2 separate regions of the Homo sapiens genome follow, and region 2 is linked to region 1. Evidence: read pairs that join two places in POLR2A ChIA-PET (ENCODE). Cell type or tissue: B cell. All regions are shown on one strand. Each heading gives the region's core, and the rest is flanking DNA. Links, peaks and the distances in the headings are about the cores only. Region 1 overlaps MAST3 (microtubule associated serine/threonine kinase 3). Region 2 overlaps CRTC1 (CREB regulated transcription coactivator 1).

Region 1 (15,960 bases), core at 5,129-13,128:
GTTCACTATGGAAGCAGAAGTGTCTCCCACCGTAAGGACTGAATTAATGCTTCCTCCTGTCATGACAGCCCAGGCAAGTCAGGGGCAGTGTCATCATGAGGGATGCCCCTTCCTGGGCCACAGGACACTTTGGGACCCAGTCCAGGCCCAATGCTGGGGCCCAGGCTTCATAGCTAAAGAGACAAATTTTTTTTTTTTGAGACAGAGTTTCGCTCTCGTTGCCCAGGCTGGAATGCAATGGCGCAGTCTCAGCTTACTGCAGCCTCCGCCTCCTGGGTTCAAACGATTCTCCTGTCTCAGCCTCCCGAGAAGCTGGGATTACAGGTGTTGCACCACCACGCCCAGCTAATTTTTTTGTATTTTTAGTAGAGACGGAGTTTCACCATGTTGGCCAGGCTCGTCTCAAACTCCTGACCTCAGGTGATCCTCCCGCCTTGGCCTCCCAAAGTGCCGGGATTACAGGCGTGAGCCACCTTGCCCAGCCAACAGGAAACAATTCAATGAGCAAGATAATTTCGGCTGGGCGTGGTGGCTCACGCCTGTAATCCCAGCACTTTGGGAGGCCGAAGCGGGCGGATCACCTGAGGTCAGGAGTTTGAGACCAGCCTGGCCAACAAGGTGAAACCCAGTCTCTACTAAAAAAAATACAAAATTAGCTGGGCGTGGTGGCACGTCCCTATAATCCCAACTACTTGGGAGGCTGAGGCAGGAGAATCGCTTGAACCCAGGAGGCGGAGGTTGCAGTGAGCTGAGATAGCACCATTGCACTCCATCCTGGGCAACAAGAGCGAAACTCTGTCTCAAAAAAATAAAAAAAAATAAAAAATAAAAGAAATAAAAGTACAAAAGAAATAGCTGGGCATGGTGGTGCATGCCTGTATTCCCAGCTGCTCTGGAGGCTGAGGTGGTAGAATCACTTGTACCCGGGAGGTGGAGGTTGCAGTGGGCCGAGATCACACCAATGCACTCCAGCCTGGGTGATAGAGCGAGACTCCGTCTCAAAAAAAAAAAAAAAAAAAAAGATAATTTCAAATACCAAGGCTGAGAAGGGAAGAGAAAGGAGAGAACACTGCAAGGGGCGACTTTAGCCAGGAGGCCTCTCAGAGGAGGTAATGCTGCAGCCAGCCAGAAATGGAGGAGGAAGGAGCTGGCTATGCAGAAAGCGTGTCCCAGGCAAAGGGCACAACTCTCTGAGGCAGCACTGAGGGCAAAATGCCAGCGGGGCTGACCACATAAGCCTTGTGGGCTGCAGGGAGGAGTGCAATTGTATTGTAGGAGCAATGGGGAGCCATGGAGGGTGCTTGAGCAGAGAAAGGGTATGATGTGGACTACGTTTGTAAACCCCCTTGTGTCTGCTATGGGGAGCAGACTGCTGGGGGACAGGAATGAAGGTAGCAGGAGGCCAGTAAGGGTCTGGGACGGTGTCTGGGAGGGGAATATTGAAGCTGTGGAGAAAAGTGGGTGGATTTGGGACTTGTTTTGAGACCAGGGGAGATGGTGGTTTTGAGACCACCAGAGATGGTGATGAGTATGGGAGTGGTCACCTATGACCCCCAGGTATGCAGCCCAAGCCTCATGCGGGGTGCAGATTCTCTTGAGTCTGGGGACCCAAGTGGGGATGGGGCCACAGTCTCCACTTGCTGTCACTACGTGCTGAGCCACCCCATATGCACGGGGACACACCTTTGCACACACTCGGTAAAGGCGCTGCCCCCTCGTCCCCAGCCACAGCTACACCCAGTAACACCTACACACCCCCTATTACATACACCCACTGCCCTGACATCTGTAGCAGGGAGAGAACCTTCTCCCATGCTCATTTGTCCTCAGTTTCCCCCTCTGCAAAACAGGGCTGCAGCTGACAATCCAGAGGGCCTGCTGCCACGGTGAAGGCCTTCCATGAAAGGCTGGCTGAGCCACTGATCTCTGGTGTCGGCCCACTGCTCCCCAGATCATGCCCTTCCCCCTGCTCACAAACCCTCCATGGCTCCCTATTGCTCTCACAGCAAAACAAAACTGCATTCCTGGGTGAATCCCTCTCCCAGGGGTCATATCCTAGCCCTGTCCCTGACAAACTCTGTGACATTGGCATTTGACTCTCCCTGCATGTGCTGTGACTGTAAATGCCAAAGTCTCAGGTAGATATACAGACACCCCCGTTCAACGGTCCCTTTTTAGTGGGACTACCCCAGCGCTTCCCACCTGCCCATATATCTGTGCCGCTCCCAGCACCACACTCTATGGCTCCTAGTGCCCTAGGTAGAAAATCCACATTCTTCCTGCCCTTGGGATTTGAGGCTCCAGAAGGAAAGTGTCTCTGACGATGCTGTTGCTGCCTGGAACAGCCACTTTGCCTATGAGCGCCCAACTCATGGCCTTCTTCAACAACACCCCCAACCCCCAATGCTATCACTACCACAAGGACAGCCCTCCCAGATACTGCCCATTCATCTAAGCCACATGCATTAACTGAGCACCTGCTGTATACACCCTGGGCCTGCCCTGAGTCTACGATATGACCAGGACAGACAAGGTCTGGTCTCGGAGAGGCTGTCAAACCTCTGGGTGAGAAAAATAACTGGATAATCACACAAGACAATGTGGAAATTAAATCTCTGGGGTTGGCTGGGTGCCGTGGCTTATGCCTGTAATCCCAACATTTTGGGAGGCTGAGATGGGCAGATCGCTTGAACTCAGGAGTTCGAGACCAGCCTGGCCAACATGGTGAAACCCTGTCTCTACTAAAAATACAAAACTAGCAGGGCGTGGTGGCGCATGTCTGTAATCCCAGCTACTCTCGAGGCTGAGGCAGGAGAATCACTTGAACCCAGGAGGCAAAGGTTGCAGTGAGCCGAGATATCGCACCACTGTACTCCAGCCTGGGTAACAGAGCAAGACTGTCTTAAAAAAAAAAAAAAAGAAAAAGAAAATCCCTGGGGTCTGGATGTGGAAATGGACAGGTATAATGCATATTATACCCCATGTTTGTGGGGCCTGGAAGGAGGGGGTGGTTGGGGAAGGCTTCCTATCTGAGGCTGAGGCCTTGATGAGGATGTGACGGAAGAAGAAAGGAGGGAACAGAGCTCTGGGCAGTGGGGACAGCAAGTGCAAAGGCCCTGAGGCTGGACCAGCCTGCATTCTGGAGGATCAGCCATGTGGCTGGAGCCAAGTGAGCGACGGGGAGATGGATAGGATGGAAGCAGGGAAGTTGCAAGGCCAGGCACAATGGCTCATGCCAGTAATTCCAGTACCGTGGGAGGCCAAGGCGGGTGGATCACCTGAGGTCAGGAGTTCAAGACCAGCCTGGTCAACATGGTGAAACCCTGTCTCTACTAAAAATATAAAGATCAGGCCAGGCGCAGTGGCTCACGCTTGTAATTCCAGCATTGTGGGAGGCCATGGCGGGTGGATCACCTGAAGTCAGGAGTTTGAGACCAGCCTGGCCAACATGGTGAAACCCCATCTCTACTAAAAATACAAAAAATTAGCCAGGAGTGGTGGCAGATGCCTGTAATCCCAGCTACTCACGAGGCTGAGGCAGGAAAATCATTTGAATCCAGGAGGCGGAGGTTGCAGTGAGCCAAGATCGTGCCACTTCACTGCAGCCTGTGCAACAAGAGGAAAACTCCGTCTCAAACAAACAAAAAAAACCACCCAAATGTTAGCTGAGTGTAGTGGTGCATGCCTGTAATCCCAGCTACTCAGGAGGCTGAGGCAGGAGACTCGCTTGACCCAGGAGGCGGAGGTGGCAGTAAGCAGAGATCACACCACTGCACCCCAGCCTGGGCAACAAAGCGAGACTGTCTCAAAAAAAAAAAGGAGGCAGGGGAGTTGCAGAGGCTGGACTCTGTTGGGACGTTTATGAGCTTATTCCTAGGATGCTTGGAACATGGCAGGCAGGGACCCATTCCCCCGCCAGGCCCAAGGCAATGTGGCTCTGCTGCCCCCCGGTGGTGAGTGAGGCAGCCTTATGGCCTTTCTCAGTCCCAGATACTTCCTCCCTCCCCTCCCAGTTAAAACTGGTCAAATCTGCTCAGCGGCCTCCAACACACGGGTCCCTCCCTTCATCATGTCCTCACCTGGGGTGGAAGCCAAGGATTTAGACAGAGTCAGATCTGGCCCGAAACCTTCCTAGGATGCTCCTGATAACACATTCTGAGGTCCTATGCCCCTGTTTTCTTCACTAAATGGGGGTGATGGCAGTCTCTGATTCTCAGTGGATGCCTCGACTTGTTCCTGGATGTTGTCCTAGCCACCTCCTTCTCTCTGGCCACCTCCATTCCTGGCCCCAGCAGAACTTTCTCCCCCCAAGGCAGACACAGAGGCTTAAAAAAAATCTCAGGCGGGGTGCAGTGGCTCACGCCTATAATCCTAGCACTTTGGGAAGCCAAGGCGGGTGGATCACCTGAGGTCAGGAGTTCAAGACCAGCCTGGCCAACATAATGAAACCCCACCTCTACTAAAAATACAAACATTAGGCCAGGCTTGGTGGTTCATGCCTGTAATCCCAGCACTTTGAGAGGCCAAGGCGGGAGAATCACTTGAGGTCGGGAGCTCGAGACCAGCCTAGCTAACATGGTGAAACCCCATCTTTACTGAAAATACAAAAATTAGCCGGGAGTGTTGGTGTGTGCCTGTAATCCCAGCTACTTGGGAGGCTGAGGCAGGAGAATCACCTGAACCTAGGAGGCGGAGGTTGCAGTGAGCCAAGATGGTACCACTGGACTCCAGCCTGGGCAACAGAGCAAGATCCCTTCTCAAACAAACAAACAAACAAACAAAAAATTAGCCGGGCGTGGTGGCACGCCTGTAGTCTCCGCTACTCGGAGCCTGAAACAGGAGAATCACTTGAACCTGGGAGGCAGAGGTTGCAGTGAGCCGAGATCATGCCACTGCAGTCCAACCTGGGCGACAAAGTGAGACTGTCTCAAAAAACAAAAACAAAAAACCCACCACCTCAGTCCTGCCACAGGACCTTTGCACATGCAGTACCCACTGCCTGGTGCCAATCTTTCTTTAGCTGTGCCCAGGCCTTGGCTCAAACATCACCTCCCCAAGAGGTCCCTGTCTGAATACATCTTGTTTATCCATTAGTTTTATCACTGAATTCCCTAAGCTGACTGAGAAGTCATTGATGGAGGGACTATGTTTTCTTTATAGCAATGCCTTTAGCACCTGGATCTCAGTAGGTGCCTCATAAGTGCTTGGCGTCTGAAGGAAGGTACCTCCCTGTTGCCCAGCACCCAAATGTGGGCTCTATATTGTTCTCTCTTCTCCCCGTTAAAGGTCTGTGGATGGCCCAGCGTGTGGCTTATGCCTGTAATCCCAGCACTTGGGGAGGCTGAGGCAGAGGGGTTTGCGACCAGCCTGGCCAACATGGTGAAACCCCATCTCTACTAAAATACAAAAATTAGCTGGATGTGGTGGTAGGTGCCTATAGTCCCTGCTACTTGGGAGGCTACAACAGGAGAATTGCTTGAACCCAGGAGGTGGAGGTTGCAGTAAGCTGAGATTGCACCACTGCACTCCAGCCTAGGGGACAGAACAAGACTCTGCCTCAAAAAAAAAAAAAAAAAAAAAAGTCTGTGGAAAGAGTTAAGCAGCTCATTCATACTAAAGTGTAAATGGTTGATGGGCCACATAACTCTAACAGACACCATTGACCTCACATCTGTCCCTCCCTAAACTTTTGCCCAAACCATGAGAGGAGCTCACAAAACTCCTTCCTGTCCTGAAACCTGGCCAGTCACAGAGTCAACCAACTGGCCAGTAGAACCCTCAACAGACCTGGTAGCAAAGCTGTCCCTGATGCTTGGCCCCCGGGGGATGGACTGAATCAGGAAAACTGGCATCTCCTCTCTGAGCCTCAGTTTTCTTAACTGGGAAGTAGGGATCAGGAAAGGGTTAGGGAGCGCTCAGTCACCCTGGTTCTTTTCTCCCGGCGCCACTTTGGTTAATCTCAATTCACAGGGCTCTCGTTGGTGGCCTCTCAGCCTTGGGTGTGCGTGTGTTTTAGAGGGAGGAGCTTTCTCCCTGAGGTCACCACCCAGGAGTCCAGGCCAATTCAGCAGGGAGTGCCCTGAGCCGCTTGGGAATCCGGCACCTGTCTTGGCGAAGTCCTTGGGCAACAGCTTAAGTTCTTCCCTTTCCTTGGCCACCTGTCAGATGCTGGCCTGGCTAAAAATGGAATTTTCCCATTAAGCCCCTAGAACGTATCGCAGTGCCATTATGTGGAGGGGTAAACTGAGGCCCAGAGAGGTGATGTCACCAACCTGCAGTATCTTGAGGAGACCGATGAGTCTGGAGGGTTTCCAAGGCTCTGGGGTGCCAGGGCGATGTCTGCGCCCCGCCCACACGCGCTGTCACTTACCTCCAGGGGTGCAGGCCCAAGGAGGGGCTACAGGGGCTGCAGGGGCTGCTGGGACCCAGCAGGGACGGGCTCTGGCTGCTCGGAGACAGACTGCAAAGAAAGAGGCCGGGGACGGTGAACCTGGCGGCCGCCCCTTCGTGTGGCCGAATCCGGATCTCCGGATGGCGGCTGCGGTTCCCTCAGGGAGTAGGGGCCCAAGACCGGGGATTCTGGGTTCAGCTCAGGACGTGAGGGCGGGGCCAGACCGATGGCCCGGGAGGGCTCCCCGGAGGCGGCGGTGCGTTTCTGGGCGACACGAACAGAGACGTGGGGGGAGGGTAGTTGTCATCCTGTCCTCCCTGCACCCCGCATACCCCCGCCCTGCCCAACACTCACTCGAGGGTCAGCGCCGGGATGTGCAGCTTGTCCCTGCGGGACTTCATGCCGAGGCAGAGGCCGCCTCTGTGCGGCGGGGTACCGACGCCCCCTTGTTGGCCCCCGGAAGCCCTGATCGTGGCGCGAGCGGACCGACGGACGGACACACGGACGCAGGGACAGACGCCTGGCTGGTGCGGCAGACTAGACGCGGGGGCTGGGCCGCTGGGGGCCGGGCTGGCTCCGCCTCGGGGCGGGGATCGCAGCTCCGCACCTGCGCGCAGGCCCGGCCCGGCAGCGAGGGTCGCGCAGCGGGAAAGGGGAGCCGCGGGTGCCGCCCTGTCTGCCGCAGGGACGCCGAGGCCGCCGGCTTGGGAGCCCCCGAGCTGCGCCCCGGAAGGGAAGGGCGGTCACTGGCTCCGCGGTCCGCGCGATTGCTCCATGGCCTGACCCCGCCTCTCCCCGCCCCGGCCCGGCCTCTGCCCTCGCCCCGGCCCTGGGGCTCTCTGGGAGCCGGGATCTGAGCGCAGTCCGCCCCAACTCCCCAACCCCGCATCCCGGCCAGCTGCTCAGCACTGAGGTCCTAACCCGCTCGGGTCTCCGCATCCCCGCGCACACTAGAGGCTCTGACCACACCTCCAGTCCCTGGCTTCCAGCTGTTTCCTCTGCCAGGAAGGTCGCCCCCTCACCCATATACGATCCCAACCCCACCAGCCCCTCCTCCGCCAAGCTGTACCTGCACCCCCACCAGCACCAGGCGCCGCCAGCTCTGTCCTTCCTCCCTCTCAGCGCAAACCCCACGGTCTGGGGGTGTCTGTGTCTCACTCTGGCCCTCTTGAGGCCCCGGTGGACCCAGTGGGGCACAGGGAAGGTGGCAGGGAGTGGACATCCCTTGTGGAGTCTTTGGCTCTGTCCTGCCCCAAGGTCCAGGACTTTGCCCTCGGCAGTCCTCATTGATTCACGGTCCAACACTCTGCCCACAGCTTGGGCCAAGGCTGGAAACAGTGCCGGCTCTCGGGGCAATGTCCCAGTCCCCCAGCAACCCCCAACCACTGGGGCCTTCAAGCACCTCCCCACCAACTGTATCATCCCCACTGGAACAGAAGCAGATGGCCTGGGATTGGGGGCCACTCTGACCCCATTCCCAGGACCTCCTCCTTCTGTCCTGCCACCTCATCTCCACTCACTCCACTCAGCTACCCTTGTCTTCATGCTGTTCTTCTAACGCCAAGCATACTGGCACCCCAGAAACTTTGCCCAAGCTGTTCCTGCTGCTTGGAATGCCATTCTCCCCAGACTTCCCCGCTGCCAGCTCCTCCTCTTCTTCCAGATCTAAGCTCAAAGGTCACTTCCTCCAAGAGGCCCCAGATCTTCAGGATAAAGCCACCCCCAGCACCTCTGTCTCTTTCTCTGGTTGAGCTCTCTCCTGAGTACAAAACTTCAACCATTGCTCTGAGATTGAATTGTCTGTATCCCCTCTGGCTTCAGCAGGGCCCAGTGTACAGCAGGTGCTCAAAAAAATGTTCATTGAGTGATTCCCACCCCCAACTCAGGCAAAAGCAGCTCCCAAAGATGGGGTGTCCACAGTCACACACTTCCAGACCACTAGCTCAAGGAAAACCCCTCCCCACCCCGGCCTTTGGTTTCTTTCATCTGTAAATGAATGAAAGCATTGAACAATAATGTTCTCTAAGATTTGGGGATAAAAAATGGTAACCTAGACTGGGCATGGTGGCTCATGCCTGTAATCCCAGCACTTTGGGAGGTTGAGGCAGGCAGATCGCTTGAGTCCAGGAGTTTGAGACCAGCCTGGGCAACATAGTGAGACCCTGTCTCTACTAAACATACAAGTCAGGTGTGGAGGCTCGCATGTGTAGTCTCAGCTACTCTGGAGGCTGAGGCGGGAGACTCTCTTGAACCTGGGAGGCAGTGGTTGCAGTGAGCCAAGATGACACTACTGCACTGTACTATGTGGGTGACAGAGAGAGAGGGACCCCGTCTCAAAAAGAAAACAAAGCAAAACAAAAAAAAAAAAACCCAACCTACAGGAACACTGATGTGATCCCGAGAGAGATGATTTTTTTCTTTTCTTTTTTTTTAGACAGAGTCTCACTCTGTTGCCCAGACTGAAGTCTGGTGGTGGGAGCCTGGTTCACTGCAATCTTCACCTCACTTCAAGCGAATCTCCTGCCTCAGCCTCCTGAGTACCTGGGATTACAAGCGAGCACCACCACGCCTGGTTAATTTTTTTGTATTTTTAGTAGAGACGGGGTTTCACCATGTTGGCCAGGCTGATCTTGAACTTCTGGCCTCAAGTGATCTGCCTGCCTCAGCCTTCCAAAGTGCTGGGATTACAGGCGGGAGCCACCGTGCCTAGCTGAGAGATGATTTTCTGCTGGTGTTCCCCAAAAGGAAGTGAGCTCCCCGTCATGAGAGGCATTCAAGCCAGTTCTAATACACTTCAGCTGAAATTCAACATCTGGACTCTGGATTCCAGACAAGTTTCTCTCCTTCCCAGCTGAGTGTCCTTAGCTGGTGATGAAACCCCTTTGCACCTCAGCTTCCTCATTTGCAAACTGGCATGGCCTCCCATGTTTGTGGTGAGAGGCCAGGTGCTTGTGAAGCACTTTGCAAACACGAGGGCAAGAATGAACATGAGATGTGTTGCTGTAATTATTAAATACATTCACAATTCAGTGGCTGTTGCTGAAATATCCACTTCCAAGACCACTGGGGCCCACCCAGCCCGCCAGTCCCAGGTGAACTCACCCACGTCCTCGGCGTGGCAGGCTCAGCTCCTTCTGCAATGAGACAGAAATGGGGATCATTCTCAGAGAGACTAGCCCTCAGAACCCCTGGCCGTTGATGCACCCCCACAATCCCCAATCCCATGCCCCAACCAATGCATCTTTCCCGCTCACTCTACACACTGGCTCAGCCCTGCCTCAAGGCCTTTGCGCTATCTGTGCGCTCTCTCAGAACAGCCTTCCCTCCCTTCTGGCCCTAATTAACTGCAGCTCATACTCCAGATCTGAACTCAACATCCTTTCTTCCTGGAGGCCCTCCAGATTCACAGTCTAATTCCCCACCCGGCTCCTACCATACCTGCATTAAAAAATATTTTAGGCTGGGCACGGTGGCTCACACCTGTGATCTCAGTACTTTGGGAGACCAAAGCAGGAGGGTTGTTTGAGCCCAGAAGTTTAAGCCAGATTGGGCAACATAGCAAGACTACATCTCTACAAAACTTTTTAAAAAAATTAGCCAGAGTAGGCCGGGTGCGGTGGCTCACACCTGTAATTCTGGCACTTTGGGAGGCCAAGGCGGATGGATCACTTGAGTTCAGGAGTTTGAAACTAGCCTGGGCAACAGAGTGAAACCCCGTCTCTACAAAAAAAAAAAAAAAAAAAAAAAAAAAAAATTGCTGGGCATGGTGGCTCAAGCCTGTACTCCTAGCTACTTGGGGGGCTGAGGTGGGAGGATTGCTTGAGCCCTGTCTCCAAAAAAAGGCCGGGCCGGTCAGGCGCAGTGGCTCATACCTGTAATCCCAGAGCTTTGGGAGGCTGAGGTGGGCAGATCACCTGAGGTCGGGAGTTCAAGACCAGCCTGGCCAACATGGTGAAACCCCATCTCTACTAAAAATACAAAATTAGCCAGGCATGGTGGTGGGTGCCTGTAATTCCAGCTACTTGGGAGACTAAGGCAGGAGAATCGCTTGAACCCGGGAGGCGGAGGTTGCAGTGAGCCGAGGTCACACCATTGCACTCCAGCCTGGGAAACAAGAGCGAAACTCCATCTCAAAAATAAATAAATAAATAAATAAATAAATAAATAAATAAATAAATAAGAAGGGCCAAGTGCGGTGGCTCATGCCTGTAATCCCAGTACTTTGGGAGGCCAAGGCGGGCAGATCACAAGGTCAAGAGATCAAGACCATCCTGGCCAACATGGTGAAACCCTGTCTCTACTAAAAATACAAAAATTAGCTGGGCGTGGTATTGCACACCTGTAGCCCCAGCTACTCGGGAGGATCGCTTGAACCTGGGAGGCAGAGCTTGCAGTGAGCTGAGATGGTGCCATTGCACTCTAGCCTGGCAACAATGAGAGATTCCGTCTCAAAAAAGAAAAAAAAATTAGCCAGGTGTGGTGTTGCACGCCTGCAATCCCAGCTACTCAGGAGACTGAGGTGGGAGGATTGCTTGACCCCAGGAGTTGGAGGTTGCAGTGAACTATGATAATACCATTGCACTCTAGTCTGGGTGACAGAGCAAGACTCTAAGTCTAAAAAAAATTAATAATAATTTTATTTAAAATTACCAATTAGTTGTATTTATGAAGAAGTATGTCAGTAGTGGCTAAAAACTAATAATCTGTTGAGAAAACAGAGATTCCTGAGTTGTCCTCTCCCTGTCCCATCTCAGATGTCCCTCTCCTCCTGGGTCTAGGTCTGAACGCCATTCTCTCCTCACTCGCTGCAAAGCCTATGCAGGTTTGGGCCCTGGGTACCAGTGGGGGCGTGGGGAGGACGGCTGACGGGTGACTCCCTTTTGAAGACCCTTTTAGAGCTCAGCAAACTGACCTGCACCAACTCTGGGTGCCCTCACCGCATGAAGGATAGAAAGCCGTGAGCTTGTGTTCCACTGTGACCTCACAGTCCATCCTCAGACATGGGCTGCCCAAGAGGGTTTTTTTTTGTTGTTGTTTTTGTTTTTTTGAGACAGACTTTTGCTCTTGTTGCCCAGGCTGGAGTGCAATGACACAATCTCGGCTCGCTGCAACCTCTGTCTCCCAGGTTCAAGCGATTCTCCTGCCTCAACCTCCAGAGTAGCTGGGACTTTTTTTTTTTTTTTTAGAAGAGACAGGGTTTTGCCATGTTACCCAGGCTAGTCTTGAACTCCTGACCTCAGATGATCCACCCACTTTGGCCTCCCAAAATGCCGGGATTACAAAATGCTGGGATTACAGGCATAAGCCACCATGCCTGGCCAAAAAACCAGTTTTTTGTTTGTTTGTTTGTTTGTTTAGATGGAGTCTCACTGTATCGCCAGGCTGGAGTGCAGTGGTGCAGTCTTGGCTCACTGAAACCTCTGCCTCTCGGGTTCAAGCGATTCTCCTGACTCAGCCTCCCAAGTAACTGGGGTTACAGGTGTGTGCCAGCATGCCTGGCTAATTTTTGTATATTTAGCAGAGACGAGGTTTCACTATGTTGCCCAGGCTGGTCTCGAACTCCTGACCTCAAGTGATCCATCCACCTTAGCCTCCCAAAGGGCTGGGATTACAGTGTAAGCCATCGCACCCGGTCAATCACGAGGGTTTATTAAATTCTCAAAATGCCATGTGGCACAAGTTTAGAATCTGGGGACACCCAGACCTGGGTCCAGTTCAATTCTCTGTTTCTTCCTGGCCATGCAAATTATTTGTATGCCCCGTGCCTCAGTTTCCCCATCTGTAACTGGAGATGACGTGAGGAGGGTTCTGGGTTAATCATGATCAGCCATTACTATTGCTGCTGTTGTGTGCTGTTGTACTATTGTTGAGCTCAGCAAGGGACCATGGAAGCTGTCATAATACCTGGTAAATGTCCTTGCATTTACTGAGCCACCTCCTACGAACCGCGGGCAGGGGCTGTTTTACTGGCAGGGAAACTTAGGTGCAGAGGAAAGCCGGCTGCCCACGTCTCTTAGTGGAGTGAGAGGCAGGAAACTGGGTCTCAGGACACCCTCCCTCCACACACATCAGGGCGGCCACGTTGGGGACACACGACTATTTTTACTTTGGTGGGCTCCAGGCTGCCCACGTCGTGATCTGGGTGTTCGCCATAGCAACCAGTGACGCCATCGGCCCCTACAGCCAATTGGAGGGGGCCGGAAGCTGCTGGGCTGCCGGATGACCCAGCTGGGAGGGCAAGGTCTCCCGGGAGAGGCGGGGAAGGGTCGCGGGGGTGTGGCGTTACCCCAGGCCTGACTTCAGCTGCTCTGCGCTCAGAAAACCAAGCTGTCACGATGGGAGGAGAATAATCTACCCCTCGAAGGTCTCTCTGACTGCTTGAATATGTCTGAGGACAGACAACTCACGGCGTTTAGTTCAAGCAGTCATGGTGATGGAACCATCACCACCATCACCGTGGCCATTAGGGTCTCCTTCTTCCCCTTCCAATAGTTGTGGGAATTTTTTTTTTTTTTTTTTTTTTTTTTTTTTTTTTTTTTTTGAGACAGCGTCTGGCTATGTCGCCCAGACTGGAATGCAGTGGTGCAATCTTGGCTCACTGCAACCTCCGCCTCCAGAGTAGCTGGGATTGTGGGCATGTGCCACCACACCCGGCTAATTTTTGTATTTTTTATAGAGATGAGGTTTCACCATGTTGCCCAGGCTGGTCTTGAACTCCTGGTCTCAAGTGATCCACCTGCCTTGGCCTCCCAAAGTGCTGGGATTACAGGCATGAGCCACTGCACCCAGCCAGTTGTGGGATCTTATACCACTTCCTCCACTACCCCACGTGAAACAGGGAGGGATTTGAACCCTGGTGGGGGGTCCCACTTGCACCCCATCCAGGCATTTCCTTCCAAAACTCTGACAGTCCTAGGTTCCCAGTCTGGCTCCCCCACTCCTGCACTGTGTGACCCGACAAGTGACTTAACCCCTCTGTGCCTCAGTTTTCTCATTTGGAAAATGGCCCAGTGACATAGGGTCCCTGGAGGAATCAATGAGTAGCAAGCTCAGAGCCTGGTGCTGGGGGAGACTTGGATGGATGGGAGTCAAGACAATGATCAAGACGTGAATAATAACCACCAGTTGAAAGTTGCTTCCAAAAGACAAAAAGATGTGAATATTTTGTTTGTTTGTTTGTTTTCAGATGGAGACTTGCTCTGTCGCCCAGGCTGGAGGGCAATGGTGCGATCTTGTCTCACTGCAACCTCCACCTCCTGGGTTCAAGCGATTCTTCTGCCTCAGCCTCCCAAGTAAGCTGGGATTACAGGCGCCCACCACCACGCTTGGCTGATTTTGTATTTTTAGTAGAGATAGGATTTCACCATGTTGGTCTGGCTGGTCTTGACCTCCTGACCTCAAGCAGTCCTCCCATCTCGGCCTCCCAAAACGCTGGATTACAGGCATGAGCCACTGTGCCTGGCCTGAAGATGTTTTTTTAAAGTGGCAGAGAGAGGTGAGGCAAAATCGGCAGCTCCCTGCAAAGGCTCCCGGGGAAGCTGGACCACACAGAACTCTCCTGGCACCACTCCCGGACCCTTCGGTCCCCGCACCATCTGCTTTCCACCCACAGCTCCCTCTGTGCCTGCTGTTCCCCTGGGAGTGGTTCCCACCCAGAGGAGTGGAGGTTGGGGAGGCCCCGACCCCCTGAAACTGCCCTTTAAAGGTAATATTTATGGTATACCCGTCTGCGCTTGCCCAGGCTGGGGGATGCTGCCTCCCCAACAAGCTTTAGCCCCACCTTGAGGAAATCCCATTTTGGAGAAGACATAGCACAGCAGGAGCACCCCCATACTGGAGGGATTAAGAGAGACCCGAAGCAGCTGGGTGCTGTGGCTCATGCCTGTAATCCCAGCACTTTGGGAGGCTGAGGCGGGAGGATCACTTAAGATCAAGAGTTTGAGCCAGGTGCGGTGGCTCACGCCTGTAATCCCAGCACGCTGGGAGGCCAAGGTGGGCGGATCACAAGGTCAGGAGTTCAAGATCAGCCTGGCCAACATAGTGAAACCCCGTCTCTACTTAAAATACAAAAATTAGCTGGATGTGGTGGCAGGCGCCTGTAGTCCCAGCTACTCGGTAGGCCGAGGCAGGAGAATCCCTTGAACCCCGGAGGCGGAGGTTGCAGTGAGCCAAGACCACACCATTGTACTCCAGCCTGGGTGACAGAATGAGACTCCGTCTCAAAAAAAAAAAAAAAAAAGGTGGCCGGGCGCAGTGGCTCATGCCTGTAATCCCAGGACTTTGGGAGGCTGAGGCAGGCAGATCACCTGAGGTCAGGAGTTCGAGACCAGCCTGACCAACATGGAGAAACCCCGTCTCTACTAAAAATACAAAATTAGCAGGATGTGGTGGCGCATGCCTGTAATCCCAGCTACCTGGGAGGCTGAGGCAGGAGAATCGCTTGAACTCGGGGGCAGAGGTTGCGGTGAGCCGAGATCGTGCCATTGCACTCCAGCCTGGGCAAGAAGAGCGAAAGAGTGAAACTCCGTTTCAAAAAAAAAAGGCCAGGCGCAGTGGCTAACACCTGTAATCTCAGCACTTTGAGAGGCCGAGGTGGGAGGATCACGAAGTCAGCAGATGGAGACCATCCTGGCTAACACGGTGAAAGCCCGTCTCTGCTAAAAATACAAAAAATTAGCCGGGTGTGGTGGCAGGAGCCTGTAGTCCCAGCTACTCGGGAGGCTGAGGCAGGAGAATGGCATGAACCTGGGAGGTGGAATGAGCGGAGATCACGCCACTGCACTCCAGCCTGGGCGACAGAGCAAGACTCCGTCTCAAAAAAAAAAAAAAAAAAAAAAAGAGTTTGAGGCCATTCTGGCCAACATGGTGAAACACCATCTCTACTAAAAAATATAAAAATTATATTAGTCGGGTGTGGTGGCGCTCGCCTGTAATCCAGCTACTCAGGAGGCTGAGGCTGTGAGAATCGCTTGTATCCAGGTGACGGAGCCTGCAGTGAGCCAAGATGGCGCCACTGCACTCCAGCCTGGGCCACCGCACTCCAGCCTGGGCGACAGGGCAAGATCCTGTCTAAAAAAAGAGAGACTCAAAGGGAGAAGAGGGGTTGGAGGCACACAGAGAGGAGAGCTAAGGGGCTTCCTGGAGTAGGGGGTGTCAAACAAAGCCTGCAGGCACATGGAAAACACCAGTCCATGCCCAGCAAACAGCACGTGCAAAGGGAGGTGAGACTCAGCCTGCTGGGCACCAAGCCCGGTTGGAAGTTCGATGCCCCTGGAATTAAATGGGAGAGAAGTCAGCATGGACCACATGGCACCAGCCCCAGGGCTTCCAGGAGGAGGAGGAGGAGGAGGAGAAGGAGAAGGAGGAGGAGGAGGAGGAGGAGGAAAATAAGTGGAAGCTGTCCATGAGAAAGCAGGATCACCTTGGAGGGCTGAACCTAGAGGAGCCACCCCAGTAGCGGCAGAGACAAAAGTCCAGATACAGGCTCTAGCCCTTCTCTGCCGGGGGATGCTCTGTTTGTGGGACCTGGTGTTTTGAAATTCGGTCATGTGTAAAGCAAAGGTCCAAGT
Region 2 (15,960 bases), core at 5,060-13,059, 590 kb before region 1:
CAGCTCTGGGCTTGCCACGGCGTGGGCAGGGTGGCTGAGTAGGGGCAGGAAACCAGGGTCCTCCTGCTTCTGGGCACCGCTCAGCTGGGAGCAGGGCCAGTGCCCACGGAAGATACCACAGGGTCCCGAACGGCGGTGGGAAGGGAAGGGCCAGGCCGGCCCCACAGGAGCCCTGACCTCGGTCCCCACGCTCCGTCTGCCTCTCAAACTTGGCTCCCCGAGGACTTGGCCTCTGTGTTTCTCACGTCACTCCTTACTGTCAGCTAACTCCCAAGTGCCGCCCCAGCCCTGCTTCCAGAACATTCCCTGTGATGCCCCAGGAGACTCCTCCAGCCCAGCAGCCCCTCACCAGGCTCGTCATGGTCCCGATTCCCCCAGCCAACGTGCCCAATTCACCTGGCCCTGGCAGACAGTGCCATGATCTTCCTGATGCTGATACAGAAGCCAGAAACCCGGGGTGGCCCCGTTCCTCTCTCGGGCACCCTGGGTTCACCTCTCCTCTGCAGTTCCTGAGCCCCTCCAGAACCCACAACTCCCTTCCCTGTTCTCCTCTCCAACCCCACCACCTTTTCTCTAGCCTTTCTTAAAGCTCAAAGCTGATCCTGGGTCACCCCTCCCCACCCCATAGCTGGCTGTGGGATCACGTCCAAGCTCTCCAGCTTGGCTCTTGGGCCTTTCCAGATCTGGGTCTCCTCTCTCCTTCCTCCTTCCCTGCCTCCTGTAGGCCTCTGGGCCCCATATATGCTGTTTCTCCTCCACCCAAAGAGCCTTCCCTTCCCTACCCACCTCTTGCACCGGCAACTCGGACCTCACCCCTAATGTCCCACTGCAGAGCTCTCCTCCTCCAGGCAGCCCTCCCAGGAGACATGGCTGCCTTCATGGAGCACTACCTGTGCAAGCTACAGTCCTGAGGACTGTTCATGCATTGACAGAGTTAGCCCCCTTCATGGCACATCTTACAGATGGGGAAACTGAGGCAGGGGCCAATTATGGGCTTGCCCAGGGTCACATAGCTGGGAGGAGGAGAGTGTGACTTCTTTTTGTTGTTGTTGTTTTAAATAGAGACAGGATCTGACTACGTTGCTCTGCCTGGTCTTGAACTCCTGGGCTCAAGTGATCCTCCTGCCTTGGCCTCCCAAAGTGGTGGGATTACAGGCGTGAACCACTGTGCCCGGCCACAACTTAATATTTCAGAGGTGGCAATACTACCCAAAACAGTCTAGATTCAATGCAATCCCTACCAAAATACCATTTCCTGAAGAAATAGAAAAAAATCCACCCTAAAATCCATATGGGATCTCAAGGAATCTGAAATAGACAAGACAATCTTGAAAAATAACAAAATTGGAGGACTCACACTTTGTTATTTCAAAACTTAACTACAAAGCTACAGTAATCAAAACAGTGTGGTACTGACATAAAGACAAACATCAAGACCAATGGAATAGAATAAAAGCCCAGAAATAAACCCTCACATATATGGTCAAGTGATTTTCAACAAGGGTGCCAAACCATTCAACGGGGAAGGGACAGTCTTTTCAACAAAACGGCTCTGGAAAAACAAGATCTCCATATGCAAAAGAATGAAGCTGTGCCCTGATCTAACACCATATACAAAAATTAACTCAAGACGGATCAAAGATCTAAAGCTAAAACTATAAAAGTAAAAAACTAAAACTGTAACTCTATAACTAAAACCATAAAAGCTAAAACTATATATACTAAAACTATAAAACTCTTGGAAGAAAACAGAGGAAAAGCTTCATACACTGGAGTTGGCAATAATTTCTTGGATCGGACACCAAAAGCACAGGCAACAAAAGAAAAAATACATAAATTGGATGCTGCCAAAATTAAAAACACTTGTGCATCAAAAGACGTAATCAACAGAGTGAAAAGGCCCCATTCCCACGGAATGAGAGAAAATATTTGCGAATCATATAGATGATAAGGGATCAATATGTAGACTATATAAAGAACTCTTACAACCCACCAACAAAAAGAAAAACAACCCAATTTAAAAATAGTCAAAATGTGAATGTACTAAAAAGCGCTAAAAAACAAGGGCAAAGGACTTGAATAAACATTTCTCCAAAGACAAATGGCCAATAAGCACATGAAAAGATGCTCAACAGCACTAATCATTAGGGAAATGCAAACCAAAACCACAATCCCTATCAAAATATCCTTTTTCGCAGAAATAGAAAAAAATCCACCCTAAAATCCATACAGAATCTCAAAAAACCTCAAATAGCCAAGACAATATTGAAAAAGAATAACAAAATTGGAAGACTCACACTTCTTGATCTCAAAACTTAACTACAAAGCTACAGTAATCAAAAGAGTGTGATACTGGCATAAAGAGAAACATAAAGACCAATGGGGCCAGATGTGGTGGCTCACGCCTATAATCCCAACACTTCGGGAGGCCAAGGCGGGGGGGATCATCTGAGGTCAAGAGTTCAAGACTAGCCTGGCCAACATGGTGAAACCCCATCTCTACTAAAAATACAAAAATTAGCTGAGTGTGGTGATGGGCACCTGTAATCCCAGCTACTCAAGAGGCTAAGGCAGGAGAATCGCTTTGAACCCGGGAGGAGGAGGTTGCAGTGAGCCAAGATTGCACCACTGCACTCCAGCCTGAGAGACAGAGCAAGACTCTGTCTAAAAAAAAAAAAAAAAAAAAAAAAAAAAAAAAAAAAAAAAAGACCAATGGAATAGAATAGAAAGCCCAGAAATAAACTGTCACATATATGGTCAAGTGATTTTCAACAAGGGTGCCAAACTACTCAATGGGAAAAGGATGGTCTTTTCAACAAATAGCTCTGGGAAAACAGGATCTCCAAGTGCAAAAAGAAAAACAACCCAATTTAAAATAGATAAAGTATGAATATACTAAAAAGCATTAAAAAAAAAAAAAAAGAGAGAGAGAGAGGAAAAGGAAAAGGGCACAGGACTTGAATAAACATTTCTCCAAAGACAGACAAATGGCCAAGAAGCACATGAAAAGATGCTCAACATCACTAATCATTAGGGAAATGCAAACCAAAACCACAATCCCTATCAAAATATCATTTTTTGCAAAAAAAAAATATTAGGATTAGTAAATATTAGTAGACATTAGGATGGCTATTATCAAAAAATCAGAAAATAACAAGTGTTATTGAGGATATGGAGAAACTGAAATCCTTATACACTGTTGGTAGGAACATAAAATGGTATAGCCACTACAGAGAACAGTGTGGCAGTTCCTCAAAAAATTAAACATGCTGGCTGGGCGTGGTGGTTCACGCCTGTAATCCCAGCACTTTGGGAGGCCAAGGCAGGTGGATCATCTGAGGTCAGGAGTTCGAGACCAGCCTGGCGAACATGGTGAAACCCCCATCTCCATTAAAAACACAAAGATTAGCCAGGTGTGGTGGCATGCGCCTGTAATTCCAGCTACTCGGGAGGCTGAGGCAGAACCGCTTGAACCCAGGAGGCAGAGGATGTGGTGAGCCGAGATCACGCCACTGCACTCCAGCATGGGTGGTAGAGCAAAACTCTGTCTCAAAAAAAATTAAACATACAATTACACATGATCCAGCAATCCCATGTCTGGGAATATACCCAAAAAAATTATGAGTAGGGACTCAAAGAGATGTACACCAATGTTCACAGCAGCACTACGCACAATAGCCAAATGGTGAAACCAGCCAAATGTCCATCAACAGATGAACGGATAAACAAAATGTGTCCCATCCATACAGTGGAATAACAGCCTTAGAGGGGAAGGACGTTCTGACACGTTACAACGTGGACGAACCTTGAGGACATTATGCTCAGTGAAATAAGCCAGACACAAAATGATAAATCCTGGATGATTCTCCTTACATGAGGTCCCTGGAGTCGTCAAACTCATAGAGGTGGAAAATAGGATGGTGGTTGCCAGGGGCTGGGAGGGAATGGAGGGTAGTAGGAGGGTGGGGGTTGGGGATTGGGGGGTAGGGGGTGGGTGGGTGAGTGTTTAATGGGGACAGAGTTTCTGTGCGGGAAGATGCAAAAGCTCTGAACACAGATGGTGGTGATGATTGCAAAACAATGTGAGGATACTTACTAAATGCCACTGAACTGCACACTTAAGGTTAAGACAGTAACTTACACGTTATGTGTATTTGTTTTGTTTTTGGTTTGTTTTTGAGACAGGGTCTTGTTCTGTTGCCCAGGCTGCAGTGCAGTGGTGCGATCATGGCTCACTGCAACCTCTGCCTCCAGGGTTCAAGCGATTCTCCTGCCTCAGCATCCCGAGTAGCTGGGATTACAGGCGCCTGCCACCACACCCAGCTAATTTTTGTATTTTTAATAGAGACGGGGTTTCAACATGTTGACTAGACTGGTCTCGAACTCCTCACCTCAGGTGATCCACCTGCTTCAGTCTCCCAAAGTGCTGGGCTTACAGACAAGAGCTACCGCATCTGGCCACATGTTATGTGTATTTTACTAACTTTAAAAAAAAGAAAAAGGCTGGGCATGGTGACTCACGCCTGTAATCCTAGCACTTTGGGAGACCAAGGAGGGTGGATCACTTGAGCCTGGGCAACATGGCAAGACCCCCGTCTCTACAAAAGAATTTTAAAACAAAGCCAGGCATGATGGTGTAGTCCCAGCTACTTGAAAGGCTGAGGTGGAAAGATTGCTTGAGCCCAGGAATTCCTGGCTGCAGTGAGCACTGCACTCCAACCTGGGCAACACAGGCAGATCCCTATTTTAAATATAAAAAAAGAAAAAATATAAAAAGAAAACGAGCACTTCACTTCTGTGGGATCCCCACCAAAATCCCACAACCTCAGTCCAATTGCCAGAAAACCTCCACAAGACCACAATAAGGACATTCCACAAAACACCTGACCAGCTCTCCTCAAGAGAGTGAAGGTCACGGATGATGAGGAGACATTGAGGAACCATCACAGATTGGAGGAATCAAAGGAGATGCTTTGACTAAATGCAACACGTTGCCAGGCGCAGTGGCTCTCGCCTGCAATCCCAGCATTTTGGGAGGCCAAGGCAGGCAGATAACTTGGGGTCAGGAGTTCGAGACCAGCCTGGCCAACATAGTGAAACCCCATCTCTACTAAAAATGCAAAAATTAGCCAGGCACGGTGGCTCAAACCTATAATCCTAGCACTTTGGGAGGCCAAGGCAAGCGAATCATCTGAGGTCAGCAGTTCAAGACCAGCCTGGTCAACACAGCGAAACACCATCTCTACTAAAAACGCAAAAATTAGCCGGGCATGGTGGTGCATGCCTATAATCTCAGCTACTTGGGAGGCTAAGACACCAGAATCGCTTGAACCTGGGAGGTGGAGGTTGCTTGCAGTGAGCTGAGATCGTGCCACTGCACTCCAGCCTAGGCGACAGAACAAGACTCTATCATAAATAAATAAATAAATAAATGCATAAATAAATACGTAAGTAAATAAATGCAACACACAACCCTGTCCAGAGAAGGTGCTTAAAGGAGCAATCCGGGGAAATCCAAACACAGTCTGGAGTCTAGTTAATAGAATTGTGACAACTGGGCCAGGAGCGGTGGCTCACGCCTGTAATCCCAGCACTTTGGGAGGCCAAGGTGGGCAGATCACGAGGTCAGGAGATTGAGACCATCCTGGCTAACACAGTGAAACCCCGTCTCTATCCTGACCGAGACCGTCCTGGCTAACAAGGTGAAACCCCATCTCTACTAAAAATACACACAAAAAAATTAGCCGGGCGTGGTGGCAGGCGCCTGTAGTCCCAGCTACTCGGGAGGCTGAGGCAGGAGAATGGCGTGAACCCAGGAGGTGGAGCTTACAGTGAGCCGAGTCTCAGCTATTCAGGAGGCTGAGGCAGGAGGACTGCCTGAGCCCAGGAAATTGAGGCAACAGAGCGAGAGCGAGACTCCATCTCAAAAAAAAAAGAACTGTGACAACTGGAGGTCCCAGCCCGGCCGTCGCAACCAGGTCACGTGTGATGTTCACAATGTGGGAAACAGGTGGGGGGTTATGGGTATTCCCTGCACTATCTCCAAAACTTTTCACAAAGTCTAAGAGACTATCTCCTGTGTAATCCCAGCACTTTGGGGGGCCGAGGCAGGTGGATCACCTGAGGTTGGGAATTCGAGACCAGCCTGACCAACATGGAGAAACCCTGCCTCTACTAAAAATACAAAATTAGCCGGGTGTGGTGGCGCATACCTGAAATCCCAGCTACTCGGGAGGCTGAGGGCAGGAGAATCGCTTGAACCCGGGAGGTGGAGGTTGCGGTGAGGCAAGATTGTGCCATTGCACTCCAGCCTGAGCAACAAGAGCGAAAATCCATCTCAAAAAAAAAAAAAAAAAGACTATCCCCTAAGAAGCCAGGTATGGGGCTCAAGCCAGCACTTTGGGAGGCCCAGGCAGGAGGAGGATCACTTGAGCCCAGGAGTTTGAGACCAGCGTAGGCAACACAGGGAGACTCCTGTCTCTACAAAAAATATATACTAAAAATTAGCCAGCTGTGGTGGTACACACCTATGGTCTCAGCTACTCAGGCGGCTGAGGCAGGAGGACTGCCTGAGCCCAGGAAATTGAGGCTACAGTGAGCCAAGATCACACCACTGCAGTCCAGCCTGGGCAACAGAGCCAGACCTTGTCTCAAAAAAAAAAAAAAATGCTGGGCACAGTGGCTCACGCCTGTAATGCCAGCACTTTGGGAGGCTGAGGCGGGCAAATCACCTGAGGTCGGGAGTTCAAGACCAGCCTGACCAACATGGAGAAACCCCATCTCTATTAACAATACAAAATTAGCCGGGTGTGGTGGTACACGCCTATAATCCCAGCTACTCGGGAGGCTGAGACAGGAGAATTGCTTGAACCCGGGAGGAGGAGGTTGCGGTGAGCCGAGATTGCACCACTGTATTCCAGCCTGGGCAACAAGAGTGAAACTCCGTCTCAAAAAAAAAAAAAAAAAACAAAACGGTGGGCGCGGTGGCTCATGCCTATAATCCCAGCACTTTGGGAGGCCAAGGTGGGCGGATCATTTGAGATCAGGAGTTGGAGACCTGCCCGACCAACATGGTGAAACCCCGTCTCTACTAAAAATACAAAAAAAATAAAAAACATTAGCTGGGCCTGGTGACACACGCCTGTAATCCCAGCTACTCAGGAGGCTGAGGTAGGAGAATCGCTTGAACCCAGGAGGTGGACGTTGCAGTGAGCTGAGATGGCGCCATTGCACTCCAGCCTGGGTGACAGAGTGAGATTCTGTCTCAAAAAACAAAAAACAAAAATCCTATCTCATAAGAAACAGTTAACAGCAATGAATACTCCCTCAGGTGAAACTAAACAGATGACCCATAAGCCACACAGTGGCAGCTGTCATATTCTGGGCCAAGGCACAGAGGTGAACAAGGTGCGATCCTGCTCTCACTGTTGCCCCAAGTAGCAGCTCAACAGCTGGCCTCGGCCAAGCAGGCATCTTTCAAGGTGTGCACCCACCACGGGCCGGGCACGGGGCCAGACACTTTGCGTGGATGCATCATCTAATCCATGTGACGACTCCTCAAGGGGGCTCTGTGAGCACCCCCTTTTTACAGCCAGGAAACTGAGGCACAGAAGGGAGGGACTGTTTGGCAGGAGCCAACAGAGGCGCATAGAGCAGCGTGATGAGCCCCGGGCTCTGGGGGCGGGCCCGCGAGCAGGCAGCCTCCACCCCATGGTGGACCTTCAGGCTCCTCCTTCTGCCCCGGCTGAGCCGGCAGTGAAGGGATTAGCGGGCTCCTTGCCGAACAGAGGCCGAGGCCGCCTGGGCGCAAAGATAGGCTGTTGGGACCATAAATCATCCCCAGGGTCTGTGCATTTATTCTGTGATGATATAATGAGCCACTCCTGTCCTAATTACAGCCACCAATCTCGCCTGCCTGGGAGGACCGAAGGGATCCCCGCAGCGATGGAAGCGGGATGCGCACAGATGCGAAAGGACTCAATGGTGTAACGCAGCAGGGAGCCTCTGCTTTCAGTCACTTGAGAAAGAGACGCTGAAGCAGACAGAGAGCCCCTCCGAGGTTCCGAGGTTCTGCAGACCCCTGCAGCCCAGAAAGGTGGACAGCTCGCGTGTCTTTGCGGACACGCTCGGCCTCCCCGTGTCCCCAGCCAGAGGGACGGCCAGCCCACAGAGCCAGTCCCAGGCGCCCTGCTAGGCTGTGCTGATACTTCCTCCCAGAGATTTCCGGGCGAATGACCAGCTGGCATGCACCCACCCACCCTCTGCACCCAGGTGAGTGGTGCCAGATGCAGAGGAAACGGGAAGTGCTGTGGTGTTTCTGTTTTCAATTTTAATCAAAGTTTTGAAACATAAATGATTTCTTTATTTTCATTTTTTTTATTTAAAAAAAAAAAAGTGTGGCAGAGAGCTTCTCTGCAGCAAGAGCCCCGGCAGGAAAGGGAAGAGAAGGGCGGCCTGCAGAAGTTCTCAGGGAGGCTTCGCCCCCTTGCCGAGAGCCCCCAAGCACCGTGGTGGTCTCTGGGCTGTTGAAATACCAGAGTGGGGTATGTGGATAAGGGACAGGGTGGCTAGGATATGGGCACAGGGTATTAGCACCCGCAGTGGGAGAAGGCCCACCCTTCCAAGCAGACTCAGCCCCTCTGGGCCTCACCGCACCCTTCAACCCCACCCCACGGAGTGAAACTCCTGGGACCAGCGGAGGCGTCAGGACCCAAGTACAGAGAAGGGGGAATTTTATGTAGTAAATGAGGACCCAAAGCCTCTCAGCCGCTATAGTGGTGACGTTCCCCAGTGTGGGGCTCCCTGAGATGGAAGACGCAGCCACTTAACATAACCCTCCCGTCGCCAACCCTCCTGGGGAATCAGGCTCAGGATCCATGGGTGTGAGAGCTGCCGAGATGAGGCTCAGTCTGTCACAAGCCCGCCTTTGCCAAGCCCCAGGTCATCACAGAGCCCCAGCACCCACTATCTCCGGGGGACACCTGCCCTGGCCCCTCCTAGGCCTCCTGCTGCTCCCTACTCGTTCCTCCCAGGCCTGTCCCCACATGGCAGCCAATGGGATCCTTGCAAAGCATAAATCCCACATCACTGCCCTGCTCAAAACCCTCCCCATCCCAGGACCAGATCTCAACCCCTCACCCTGGCCCACGAGGCATCACCCCCAGAGCCAGGCGAGGCCAGGCTCTTCGCTTTGGCTCAGAGCCGCAACCTCAGGGGCAGGGCCAGCTGGCACAGGTGTGGCTTCCTGTCACTCCCTAGGGCAGGGTCTCCAGCTGACCTGCTCTCCAAGGTGTCTCCGGGGCCAGCTCACAGGAGATGCTCAGGAAATACCAACTGACTCGAGGAATGGACTTTCCTATCCAAACCCTCACTGCTGCAGGGAGAACTCACCGGGCCACCCCAGTGCTTCTTGTTCAGGCACTCAGAGGGCTGGGTGGGCACCATCATGCAGCCCCAGGGCCATCCTACCCCGAGGATTTGACCCTGGAACACACTGTGTTCCGTACAAGTATACAGGCTCAGGATTTGCTTAGAAAAATGTGAGCTCCAGGAAGACCACAAACTACTCTTCTCACTTCAGGGCCCCTCAACAGCCGGTACATGTTCCCAGATGGAGGTATTGAGAAGACCCCGCACACCCCTCCCAGGACTGAAGTGGGGACATTGGACCATGTGACATGGTACTGGCCCTCTTAGAGAGCACCTGCTTCTATGAGATTCCAGAATGAACTGGAGACAGGCCTGCCCACAGGGAGGTCAGATTCCAGAGCCTGCTGATGCCTGCTGAGCACCTGCTGAGTTCACACTGTGCCTGCTGAGCGCCTGCTAAATACACACTGTGTGTCAGCTGAGTGCCTGCTAAATACACACTGTGCACCTGCTAAGCGCCTGCAGAGCACACACGGTACGCCTGCTGAGTACCTGCTAAATACACATTATGCACCTGCTGAGCGCCTGCTAAATACACACTGTGCACCTGCTGAGTGCCCGCAGAGCACACACTGCGCCTACTGAGTACACAGTGTGCACTTGCTCAGCAACCAAATACACACTGTGCACCTGCTGAATACACACCGTGTGCCTGCTGAACACTGTACGCCTGCTGAGCACCTGTATACACATTGTGCACCTGTGGAATACACACTGTGCGCCTGCTAAGTGCCTGCTAAGTACACACTGCACTTGCTGAGCACCTGCTTAGTACACACTGTGCATGTGCTGAGAACCTGATGAGTACACACTGCGCATCTGCTGAGCACCTGCTGAGCACACACTGCGCCTGCTGAGCGCCCGGTGAGTATACACTGTGCGCCTGCTGAGTACACACTGTGCACCTGCTGAGTGCCTGCTGAGTACACACTGTGCCTGCTGAGCGCCTGCTGAGCGCCTGCTGAGTACACACTGTGCCTGCTGAGTGCCTGCTGAGTACACACTGTGCACCTGCTAAGCACTTGCTGAGTACACACTGTTGTGTGTGCCTGCTGAGCGCCTGCTGAGTACAAACTGTGTGCCTGCTAAGCACCTGCTGAGTACACACTGTGCACCTGCTAAGCACTTGCTGAGTACACACTGTGCCTGCTGAGCGCCTGCTGAGTACACACTGTGCACCTACTAAGCACTTGCTGAGTACACACTGTGCCTGCTGAGTGCCTGCTGAGTACACACTGTGCACCTACTAAGCACTTGCTGAGTATACACTGTGTGCCTGCTGAGTGCCTGCTGAGCGCCTGCTGAGTACATGCTGCGCCAGCTGAGCGCCTGCAGAACACAAACTGTGCACCTGCAGAGCACCTACCGTGTGCCTGCCGAGCACCTGCTGAGTACACACTGCAGAACACACCGTGCACCTGCTGAGCACCTGCAGAACACACACTGTAAGCCTGCTGAGCACCAGCTGAGTACATACCATTAGCCTGTTGAACACCAGCTGAGTACACACTGTGTGCCTGCTGAGCATCTACTGGGCACCTACTGAACATCTGCTAAATATTTCCTTGTGTGGGCACGAAGTGCCTCTTGCAGGCCTGCTGTGTCCCCATCAAGCACCTGTTGGATGCCTGCCAAATGCCTGCCCAGTGCCAACTGGGTACACCATGTGTCCACAGTAGCCACACCTCCAGCATCTTGGCAGCAGTGAGCACACAGTGAGTATCTATGCCAGGCCCCATTCCAGATACACCAGATGCCTTCACATTCACGTCTCACCATGATCCAATGAGGCAGAGACCACTGTGACCCCTACTGCACCATGCACCAAAGACAGCAGGGCCTCCCAGGTTGGGCCAAGAGCATTGGCTCATGCCTGTAATCCCAGCATTTTGGGAGGCCAAGGAGGGAGAATTACTTGAGGTCAGAAGTTGGAGACCAGCCTGGCCAACATGGTGAAACCCCATCTCTACCAAAAATGCAAAAATTAGCCAGGTATGGCGGTGCACGCTTGTAATCCCAGCTATTCAGGAGGCTGAGGCAGGACAATCGCTTGAACACGAGAGGCAGAGGTTGCTGAGCTGAGATCGCACCACGGCACTCCAAAAAAAAAGAGGCCTCCCAGGTCTAAGCTCGCCCAGAAGGAAGCGAGGTGGGGGCTGAGGCTGACTGTGTGGCCCTGGCTGGACACCGATGAGGCTGCTCCCCCCGGTGCCAAGTGCTTCTGAATCCCTCCGTGCAAGAACCCCAAGGAGGAGGCCCCGGCCATGCTTCGTTTCCAGTTGGCAAATAATAAACATTGGCTCTCGGGCATCCCTGGCCCTCGAGGCACGCGGCACTTCCTTATTTACACACCTGGACCCCCATCCAGCTGCTGGCACCACAGCCACACCCAGAAGAACAGGGCACCCACCTCCACCCAGGGGCCACGCAGGACCTGTTGGAGGTCAGAGACATACCCCAACCAGAAATAAAGTGGGGGTGTGTTCTATCCCATGAGCTCCAAGGTGAAGCAGGACTCTCCTACCCCCCACCCCTCCCCTGTGATTCTGGTTCCCACGCTGCAGCCTGGGACTCCCCCACCCGCCCTCCCAATAATCCCTGTCACCATCACCTCCTAAATGCCCCGAGTCTTCCTCCGTGAGTGGCACACCTCCAGCTGCTCGCCCTCCTCCCTACTGGAGGGGGCTCAGGGACACACAGGTGGGGCCATTCCCAGGCAGGCACCTTGGAGAGGTCCCCACTCCCCCAGTACATGCACTGGGACAAACACAAAGAATGTTTAGGTTGAGAAAAACCAGGGACAACCTCTATGCTTCTCAACAGATGAACATGAACTGAGGCTCAGCGTACAACAAGGTCCTCCGCATGGGCCTTGGAGTCAGACACAGGTTCAAGTCCCAGCTCCTCCTCCCACCGTCAGCCATGTGACCTCCTGTGCCTCAATTTCTCATCTGTGCCATGGGGGCAGGCAACAGGCCCTTTCTCATGAGTTACTGCAACAATCCACTGTGCACAAATACATGGATTCTAGCAAGGCCAGTTCCTGCCACTCCCTGGACCCCCACTGTCACTCACATTGCCATCCCACTAGAACCTTCCATGGCTCCACATGGCAGGGCCTGGCTCCAGGCCCTCCACCCACTGTCGTACCTGCTCTGAGGGCCCCTTCCTCGGCACACAGGCTTCCAGCAGCCTGAACCGCCCTGCCTCACCCTGACCAGCCGGCCAACTCCCAGAACTCCGTGACACGGCAAAAACACACAGGCTGCGGGGTTAGTCCAACCTGGGTCAGATGGCAGCCTCTCCACTCTAGCGCTCTATGACATTCGCTCTCCGGGCCTGTCTCCCACTCTGTAAACCCGGGAGGACGCCACCAGCTGCCCAGAGCAGTCATGTACTACAGGATCCAGGTTTGCATCTCATGTAGCCAGTAGCCTCCACCCACCCCTCTGCACCTGCATGCTCCCGGCACACACAGGGCCTGACACCAGGGCTTCTGGACTGTGACACTGCTGACACTTAGGGCTGGATAATTCCCTGTGGTGGGGGCCATCCTGTGTACTGTAGTGTTTTTGTTTGTTTGTTTGTTTGTTTTTGAGATGAAGTCTCACTCTGTCGCCCAGGCTGGAGCGCAGTGACGCGATCTCGGCTCACCGCAAGCTCTGCCTCCCGGGTTCACGCCATTCTCCTGCCTCACCCTCCCGAGTAGCTGGGACCACAGGCGCCCACCACCACGCCCAGCCAATTTTCCGTATTTTTAGTAGAGACGGGGTTTCACTGTGTTAGCCAGGATGGTCTCGATCTCCTGACCTCGTGATCTGCCTGTCTCAGCCTCCCAGAGTGCTGGGATTACAAGCGTGAGCCACCACACCCGGCCGTGTGTACTGTAGTGTTGACCAGTATCCTCAGTCTCTGCCCACTGGATGCCAGTAGCACCCCATTCCCCGTCGTGACAACCACAAATGTCCCCAAAAGTTGCCAAATGCCCCCAGGGGCAGAATCGGCCCCAAGTGAGCCCCCTACTCTGCACGGAATAACCTGTGGATTTTGATGTTTCCCTGACCCTGGGTTCAGGCCAGTCTCTACCCAGGGCAGACCCCACTTGTGCTGTCCATATGGCATTTTACAGAGTCCCATTTAAAAAAAGAAATCCCCAGGCCGGGCGCAGTGGCTCACATCTGTAATCCCAGCACTTTGAGAGGCGAAGGCGGGCAGGTCTCGAGACCAGGAGTTCGAGACCGGCCTGGCAAACATGGCGAAACCCCCAACTCCACCAAAAGTACAAAAATTAGCTGGGCACATTGGCTCATGCCTGTGATCCCAGCACTTTAGGAGGCCGAGGCGGGCAGATCACTTGATGTCAGGAGTTGGAGAGCAGCCTGGCCAACATGGTGAAACCTCATCTCTACTAAAAATACAAAAATTGGCTGGGCATGGTGGCGCGTGCCTATAGTCTCCGCTACTTGAGAGGCTGAGGCAGGAGAATCACTTGAACCCAGGAGGCAGAGGTTGCAGTGAGCCAAGATCTTATAGGAGCAAGACTCCCTCTCTCAAAAAAAAAAAAAAAGAGGTCGCTGAAAGTGGGAGAACTGCCGCCAACCTCACTCTCCTTGCTAACCACCCCCAGCCCCTGCAGCTGATCTTCCTTAACACTTGAGGTCAGTGGGTTTCAAACTGTGTGTGAGTCCCAGAGGCCAGCCAATCCCTTCTGTGAAGGGCCAGATGCGCCTGGCGCAGTGACTCACACCTGTAATCCCAACACTCTGGGAGGCCAAGATGGGACAATTGCTTGAGCACAGGAGTTTGAGACCAGCCTGGACAACACAGGGAGAAGACCCTGTCTCTACAAAAAATAAAAAAATTAGCCGGGCATGGTGGCTAACACCTGTGGTCCCAGCTACTCAGGGGGCTGAGGTGGGAGGATCGCTAGAGCCCAGGAGGTCAAAGCCACAGTGGACCGCATGATCTCTGTTGCATGGGACTATGCTGATGTCCCACAAAAGCAGCCACAAAAAAGGAATAAATGGTTGTGCCCATGTTCTAATAAAATAAAGAGACGTAGCTTACAGAGCTCTGGATTAGTAAGTTATCAATTCAGTGGGTCCCAACTGGTACTTTTTATTTTTTTCTTCGTCTCTTCTTCTTTTTTTTTTTTTTTTTTTGAGATGGAGTCTCTCTGTCGGCCAGGCTGGAGTGAAGTGGCGTGATCATAGTTCACTGCAGCCTCAAGCTCCTAGGCTCAAGGGAACCTCTCGCCTCAGCCTCCCAAGTAGCTGGGACCACAGGCATGAGCCACCATGCCAGCCTATTTTTTTTTTTTTTTTTCTGAGACGGAGTCTCGCTCTGTTACCCAGGCTGGGGAGTGCAGTGGTGCAATCTCAGCTCACTGCAACCTCCACCTTTCAGGTTCAAGCGATTCTCCTTCCTCAGCCACCAGAATAGCTGGGGTTACAGGTGCCCGCCACCATGCCCAGCTAATTTTTGTATTTTAGTAGAGACAGGGTTTCACCATGTTGGCCAGGCTGGCTCGAACTCCTGACCTCAGGTGGTCCACCTGCCTTGGCCTCCCAAAGCTCTGGGATGACAGGTGTGAGCCACTGTGCCCACCCAGCCCAGGCTAATTTTCATATTAGAACAAAACAGAGTACATCAGTGTGCCTGCAAACAGTAAGAGTTAAGCGGGCCGGGAATGGTGGCTCACGCCTGTAATCCCAGCACTTTGGGAGGCCAAGGCGGGTGGATCACGAGATCAGATCAAGACCATCCTGGCGAACATGGGGAAACCCTGTCTCTACTAAAAATACAAAAAAAAGTAGCCGGGCATGGTGGTGGACGCCTGTAGCCCCAGCTACTCAGGAGGCTGAGGCAGGAGAAGGGCGTGAACCCAGGAGGCGGAGCTTGCAGTGAGCTGAGATCACACCGCTGCACTCTAGCCTGGGCGACAGAGAGAAACTCTGTTTCAAAAAAAAAAAAAACAAAAACAAAAGAGTTAAGCTCCTTGGTAAAACCTGTCTTGATTGCACATTTGGTGGTAGGTGCTGGCAAGCCATGAAAAATGAATTTTTTTTTTTTTAGACGGTGTCTCACTCTGTCACCCAGGCTGGAGTGCAGTGGCACAATCTCGGCTCACTGCAACCTCCAGCACCCTGGTTCAAGCAATTCTCTTGCCTCACCCTCCCAAGTAGCTGGGACTACAGGTGCACACCACCACACCTGGCTAATTTTTGTATTTTTAGTAAAGACAGAGTTTCACTATGTTGCCCAGGGTGGTCTCGATCTCTTGACCTCGTGATCTGCCCACCTCGGCCTCCCAAAATACTAGGATTACAGGTGTGAGCTACCATACCCGGCCGAAAAATGAATTTCTTTTTTTTTTTTTTTTTTTTGAGACGGAGTCTCGCTCTGTCGCCCAGGCTGGAGTACAGTGGCACTATCTTGGCTCACTGCAACCTCCACCTCCCAGGTTCAAGCGATTCTCCTGTCTCAGCCTCCCGAGTAGCTGGGACTACAGGCACGTGCCACCATGCCCAG

What was found. ChIA-PET counts read pairs that join two places held together with the same protein. Peaks named below come from ENCODE experiments on the same cell type or tissue, not always from the same donor. Only the 100,000 strongest peaks of a DNase experiment are listed, where the experiment ranks them.
Region 2: POLR2A ChIA-PET joins it to region 1 with 6 read pairs; 2 of 35 experiments call an interaction of 5 or more read pairs at or near these places.

The regions. Positions count from the first base shown.
Region 1 is chr19:18,101,152-18,117,111 of GRCh38, reverse strand. It overlaps MAST3 (microtubule associated serine/threonine kinase 3), which reads right to left. Exons shown (of 28, transcript NM_001393504.1): 2 at 9,494-9,525; 3 at 6,371-6,460. Among named protein-coding and RNA genes, the nearest start is that of MAST3, 11 kb to the right of the region's middle. RefSeq lists enhancers at 6,406-6,585, 6,846-6,895, 6,428-6,997 and silencers at 6,926-7,235, 12,614-12,723. In B cell, for the core only: no CTCF peak of the experiment used is centred there; DNase peaks (open chromatin) are centred at 6,951, 8,861, 9,291, 12,611 and 1 weaker place; H3K4me3 peaks cover 2,691 bases; H3K27ac peaks cover 5,233 bases.
Region 2 is chr19:18,692,930-18,708,889 of GRCh38, reverse strand. The region is part of intron 1 of CRTC1 (CREB regulated transcription coactivator 1); the gene reads right to left. Among named protein-coding and RNA genes, the nearest start is that of CRTC1, 17 kb to the right of the region's middle. RefSeq lists enhancers at 7,584-7,633, 7,977-8,823, 12,233-13,131. In B cell, for the core only: no CTCF peak of the experiment used is centred there; DNase peaks (open chromatin) are centred at 7,759, 8,229, 9,239, 11,115 and 1 weaker place; H3K4me3 peaks cover 2,319 bases; H3K27ac peaks cover 4,756 bases.